Regions from separate parts of the Homo sapiens genome. Here region 1 is linked to region 2. Evidence: chromatin contacts called from ENCODE Hi-C or POLR2A ChIA-PET data. All regions are on one chromosome and are shown on one strand. The core of a region is the stretch at or near the end of the contact, and the rest is flanking DNA. Distances in the headings are between cores, read along the strand shown. Region 1 holds the start of MCTS1 (MCTS1 re-initiation and release factor). Region 2 has its middle 110 kb from the start of CT47B1.

Region 1 (3,382 bases), core at 463-2,962, 170 kb before region 2:
ATTTACAAATGCAAACATAATTGTTCATGCAGATTTGATTGGAACGTAGCTAATTCTTTCCCTGTGGGCAGATCTTCATGGGAAGCCAAATTATAATCAGAATATTGTTCATACCATAGAATTAAGACAAGGTGTTAGTTGGATCATTTAAATGCATAGTACTGTTTGCTATAATTGCTCTAATGGCCCGTCTCCTCAATATGGACTAGAGTATTTACTCCCTGGGGAGACTGGTGTATTTGTTTTGGATGTCAGTGCCTACCCACCCCACCTCCTGCGTAGGGCCTTTTCAGGTTTTTAAATTTTTCCATGATTTCTTGGCTGATCAAAACCCTTGATTAGGCCAGGCACAGTAGCTCATGGCTGTAATCCCAACACTTCGGGAGGCTGAGTTCGGGGAATTGCTCGAGGCCAGGAGTTCAAGATCAGTCTGGGCAACTTAGTGAGACCCTGCCTGTCTCTACAAAAAATTAAAATTCGCCAGGTGTGGTAGTGCATGCCTGTAGTACCAACTACTCCGGAGGCTGAGGCGGGAGGGTCACTTGAGCCTGGGAAGTTGCAACTCCAATGAACCGTGATCATGCCACTGCACTCCAGCCTAGGTGACAGAGTGAGATGCTGTCTCTAAAACAAAAAACAAAGTGAAACTCTTGATTGGCATAATTTTGTTTCTCTATCAGCTTTATTTTTAAAAAAATTACATAAGTAAAACATGTCTCTTTAGCTATTATCTCTTAAATCAGATTACCTTCTGTAATAATTCTATGGGAATTATTCTACGGGAGCACAGTCATTCACGCTTGTAACCCCAGCACTTTGGGATGCCAAGGTGGGAGGACTGCTTGAGCCCAGGACTTTGCAACCAGCCTGAGCAACATAGACCCCGTCTCTACAATAATAATAATAATAATAAAAATAAAAAAATTAACCGGGCATGATGGTGTGTGCCTGTAGTCCATGCTACTTGGGAGGCTGAAGTGGGAAGATCCCTTGAGCCAAGGAGGTAGAGGCTGCAAGTGAGCCATGATAGCACCACCGCATTCAAGCCTGGGCAAGAGTGAGGCCCTGTCTCAATAAAAACCCGCAAAAAACTTTGGGAGCATCGTACGGTTGCCAGTGAATAAGGTTATAAGATAAAAAACAGGATGCTCAATTAAATTCAGCTAAACAAGCGCTGTATATTTTTAGTGTAAGTATATCCAAAATATTAATGAGGTATACTTACACTAAAACAAATATTCATTGTTTACCTGAAATGCAAATTTAAATAGGCATCCTGTATTTTCATTTGCTAAACCTGGCAATCCTACCAGCACTTTAACATGAAGCCATGAGGGTTGCCTGGATTCATGCTGGTAGGTAAGCACCAATCCATTCGGTTGCCTCAGACAGGACAGAAACCATTCCCTCTAAAAAAATCGTTTACTTTGACGATAGGTAGCAACGAAGCACGGAAGAATCTTGACCCTTTGAGGAACCCGTAACTGACGCAAGTGCCATAAATGCTACTTTGATTGATTCTCCGCCCCCTCCATTCTTCTCTTCCTGCAATTGCTCTATCACTTCTTCCCTCTCAAGTCCCGCCCTTTCAGCTACCTCCAACTGCTGAGGAACCGGTTGCCTAAAAGGAGCCGGCAAAAGCGCCTACGTGGAGTCCAGAGGAGCGGAAGTAGTCAGATTTGACTGAGAGCCGTAAAGCGCGGCTGGCTCTCGTTTTCCGGATAACGACTACAGCTCCGACTGTCAGTGCCGGCCTTCCTCGTGTGAGGGGATCTGCCGGACCCCTGCAAATTCAATTTCTTTCCCATTCCGGGCCCTTCCCTATCGTCGCCCCCTTCACCTTGGATCATGTTCAAGAAGTAAGGACATGCTGTGGCCTCCATCGGCTGCTCACAAAGGCGGTGGGGTGGGGGTGGGGAAGAGGGCGAGAGCTAAGATCCTCTTTCTCTCTCCCCCGCCCCTGCCATCCTGACTCCCTAAGGTTTTCTATAGTACTATGCTCTCACTCCCAACTTGAACACTTCTTTAAGCTTTCCATCCGTAGTCCTTAATTGGGTTTCAGTCCCTCCACTCCCATTGTTTTTTCTCCTTACCCCTCTTTCTCTTTTGCCCCCTCCCCCAATTCTGTCTCCATTCCTAGGGTTCTACCAATCACATCCGTGCACTGTGATTTAGAGGCATATTCTCTGTAGCTGAGAGGGGAGCCCTGCGCTCACTGCCATATGTTTATTAGTTATGAACTGAATAAAGGAAGGCTTGACTTCCTGGGTCATGGGAGTGAAGGAGTCTGGGTGACAGGAAGCAAGCGGCCTGTCATGCCTATTGCCTAGCTGCCAGATTAACCTTGCCTTGAAAATAACGATTGCCCCATAGGCTATTCAGTGTAAGGAAGACAAAAATTCCTTGGGAACCTACTAGTGGGTTTGCCTTCCAGATTTGGTAGACGCAAAAAGCAAAGGGGGAACATGGGCAAAGGAAGGTGGGTTTTGTGCATGAAATTTTGAGCAAAAACGAATAGGGATCTTAGAAATCATTATTATCATCACTTAAAAAAAATCTCAGCAGATTACATAGCCTAGCAGGGGCCGATTTTCTATGTTATGCTTGGGTTGGTCTTTTGTATCTCAAGAATTGAGGGTTTTGTTTTCTGATCTCAGGTTTTATTATTGGTGGGAGCCTGTGTTTCTTCCTGGGTAGAATTGAATAAGATTTTCCAGGAAAGGCATTTGTGTAGCTAATTACAGATTATGGTGCAAAGTATGTCTCATATTCCTCCCCCTAACCCCAGCTAATTGCTGTATACTTGACAGTTTATTTCAATATTGTATTAAGACATTGGTTTTGTGCTGGACAGAGTAAAAGGGAGATGGTATTTTTTTTTAAAAGAACAATTTATTTCATAATTAAGTATCTAAATACTTGGTTGGGAATAAATGACTAATTAGAACAGTACCTTTAGGTATTCTGATACCTCTACTTAGAAATGCCTTTTCTTTTCTTGCAAAAATTACTTGGCAGATTTGATGAAAAAGAAAATGTGTCCAACTGCATCCAGTTGAAAACTTCAGTTATTAAGGGTATTAAGAATCAATTGATAGAGCAATTTCCAGGTATTGAACCATGGCTTAATCAAATCATGCCTAAGAAAGATCCTGTCAAAATAGTCCGATGGTAAGTCTTTGTTTTTGTCTGTGTAAAGCTCGGTATAGCTGAATATTTAATGATTAGATTGCACTCATACTAAATGGAATTATTTTCAGATTAACTATTGATAGATTAATAATGGGGTAGACACAGAATAACTCTAAAACTCCAATATTTGTATTTTCAAAGATTTTCTATGTCCCTGAAAAAATGTGGCTTTGTGTATTGATTGTTCTAG
Region 2 (2,928 bases), core at 168-2,667:
ACTTGTTCCCAGAGAACAGACATTTCTCAATTATTAGATTAGATAAATTAGATGAATCAAAACACACGACAGCACTCTAGACTAATGGTGATGGTAAAATTGCTCATATAAGTGAAATCTCAGACTGTGAGTCTACAGATGTCAATATCTTAGATACGACTTTTCAAACTTAAGAACCTATGAGGGAATAGTATATGTCCAAGTACAAAAAGGAAATATGGCATTCTTATCCAGTTAGTCATTCAACAGGAAGGACTTCATCAGGCAATATTTGGTTACAGGAACCTGAGCCATCCTGTTTTGCTAAAAGGATGTATGACTTTTATGTTTCTACATGAAAATTTACTTGATATAGTTTATAAGTGGACAAATGCTGAAAGCAGATGTGTATCCAAAGATGACTAGAAAGAAAAGGATGATGTAGAAATGAAAAACAAAACATCATTGAATCAGTCATCTGAATTGGTTTTTGGGAATCTAAATATGAAAATATTTTGCAGTTATTGAGCAAAGACGATGGCCATTCTTCTTTCAGCAAAATTATGAGCTGCCAAAGTTTTCAATCTTGGCATTATCAATTAATTAATTTATTTTATTTTATTACTTCTATTTTTTTGAGTCAGAGTCTCACTCTGTCACCCAGGCTGGAGTGCAGTGGCACAGTCTTGGCTCACTGCAACCTCCGCCTCCTGGGTTCAAGGGATTCTCATGCCTCAGCCTCCCGAGTAGCTGGGACTACAGGCGTGCACCATCATGCCCAGCTAATTTATATATTTTTAGTAGAGATGGGGTTTCACCATGTTGGCCAGGCTGGTCTCGAACTCCTGACCTCAAGTGTTCTTCCTGCCTCGACCTCCCAAAGTGCTGTAATTACAGGCATGAGCCACTGCACTGGGCCCTTTGAGGCTGATGAAAGCTCCAGGATCAGAATTAGGGGGAGGGGTAAGGTCATGCTGCCCAGTGGTTACGTGCATGATTGCTGGGCTAAAGACTGCTATGCTGAGGGAGCCCGGGAAAAAACCCTGGACATGATGGAGACATCGCTAGGGCCGGAATGGCTGAGGCATTCCCATTCCTTTGGCTTTGACTCTATTTCATATGGAGCACCAGATGTCTGGCCAAAGGATGTCATGCCTCTTCCCTTGCCTAGTGTGTGTTGTCTGCCATCTGCATGGCATTTGAAATACACTTGGGGTTTTGCTTAAGAATCCAAAGAAGGCATTTATTTTAATCAGAAATTGTTTCCCATTCTTACTGAATATAAAAATAATAAAATTGTAAGTATATAAACATGGACAAGCAACAGTCACCCTCCCCACTTCCACTCTCCAGAGATGACCGCGGTTAAGTTTGGTACCTATTCCTCCAGATGTTCTGCCTACCAGTACTCAGGTCAGCTGTGTTTTATGCAAGGAATGTGTTCCTGAGGGCACCACATAATTAGATATTTGCGTAATTCAAAACCAGCCTTGACAAAGGAAGGGCAGAATTTCTGTTTGTCAGCTAAACTGGTGCCACCATGTGGCAATAGTGTAAACATGACTTACAGTTCACTTAGACTTCCAACTTTGAAATTATGTGATTCTTAGTGACATTTTAATTTGGGAGGACTTGCATTATTTCAAACGTTGTACATATACTGAAGCTAAAATATTTTATATCACAATATTTCAAATTCTTAAAATTCCAATTTATTTAAAATGTGTTAATTTTAAAATGGTATCATATTACTAAAGTTTTTCTAAAACTTGCTTTCTAAAATTCAGATAACCATATATTTTGGGCATTCTCCCATGTCAGCAAATGTACTTTTGTTTCTTTCTTTTTAAGGGCTGTGGATCATTCTGGTGTAGCAGTGCATCCTAATTCATTTAACTAAGTCTCTATATTGATGGATAGTTCTTCCCAGGGATAAGGTCTCCTTCTTCTGTCTTTCTGTCATCAGATTTGTCTTCAGTTTCAGGGCCCTCAACAAATCTATGTAGTTCTCAGTGCCAGAGACTTGTGGCCAGAGAAAATCAAACTTCTGTCTCTTGGCAACCATTCAAGCAGTGACCCTGAGCCCTGACCAAGTGCCCCAGAAGTCACTTGCTTTTTTCTGCACTAAACACACTTGGCATTGTCACTGAACTGACCTGGTCTGATGTTGTAGGATGGATTCTGTGGAAGTAGTTGCTGAAACAGAGTTTGAAATGTAAGCTATTTATTAGGAATGTAACACACAGCCAACAGATATTAAATTATTGGAATTCAGGGGCTCAATTTGAGTTAAGGGGTTCACTTTGAGTTAAGTGTTTCTGTCCATATTCCCTTAAGAGCAAAGTGTGTCAAGAGAACTGGGTGGGGTTTTTAGTTGGTTTGTTGGTGGTTGGCCTTTTACTTTTTGGTTAGAATACAAATTAGATTCAAGAATGCTCCATACCTGGAGGCTCTGACACAGTATGGAATTCCAAGCTTTATGGGTCATTATGGCTATAATCAACCTATATAATAGTCTTCAGAGTGACTTTCTCAAGCTTTTTTCCTCGTGTCTGAAGGCTTCAGTTAGGCAGCTTTTAATGTGAGGAACTTCACTTCCTCCTATCTTTTCCATAGCATTAATTATCTATTCTGGAAACTTCTGCTCTAAAAACAGATGTTACTCCAGGAACTTCTCTAAGTTTTACTCATTAGTGAAAAGCATTGTACAGAACCTTTTGGGGAGGGGAAAGGAAAATGACTGCCGCCATCTAGCTTGACCCTTCCTCAGTCCTCACTTCCCTGGTTGAGACAAGTAGGGCTCAATAATGTCTGTCTTCTCCTCTTCTTCCTGAGTATACCACCAGATGGCATTTCTCTGCCCCCTTGCTCCTAGATGGGGCTGTATTACAGTTCTTGTCAGTGGAATGTGAGCCAAAATGATGAGTGCCACTTCTAGGCCTGGCACAT

Evidence for each region. A loop is a pair of places that touch in the nucleus more often than their neighbours do. ChIA-PET counts read pairs that join two places held with the same protein, here RNA polymerase II (POLR2A). Pooled maps may share reads with other maps.
Region 1: a map of endothelial cell of umbilical vein shows a loop between it and region 2 (7-fold over the local background). The contact joins the promoter of MCTS1 here to the enhancer-like site in region 2. A Hi-C loop is called at or near these places in 1 of 168 maps with a recorded cell type or tissue (endothelial cell of umbilical vein), 1 of 37 single-sample maps with no recorded cell type and 8 of 50 pooled maps. POLR2A ChIA-PET finds 5 or more read pairs at or near these places in 1 of 52 experiments (activated B cell).

What each region holds. Positions count from the first base shown.
Region 1 is chrX:120,602,389-120,605,770 of GRCh38, forward strand. It overlaps MCTS1 (MCTS1 re-initiation and release factor), which reads left to right and starts at 1,713. Exons shown (of 6, transcript NM_014060.3): 1 at 1,713-1,859; 2 at 3,019-3,171. The coding sequence starts at 1,849.
Region 2 is chrX:120,768,659-120,771,586 of GRCh38, forward strand. No RefSeq gene overlaps it. Among named protein-coding and RNA genes, the nearest start is that of CT47B1, 110 kb to the right of the region's middle. Within about 2 kb of position 1,418, at least 3 of the 41 ENCODE cell types and tissues checked have a DNase peak (open chromatin) inside an H3K27ac peak, as active enhancers do; they include endothelial cell of umbilical vein, where a contact is called at or near this core.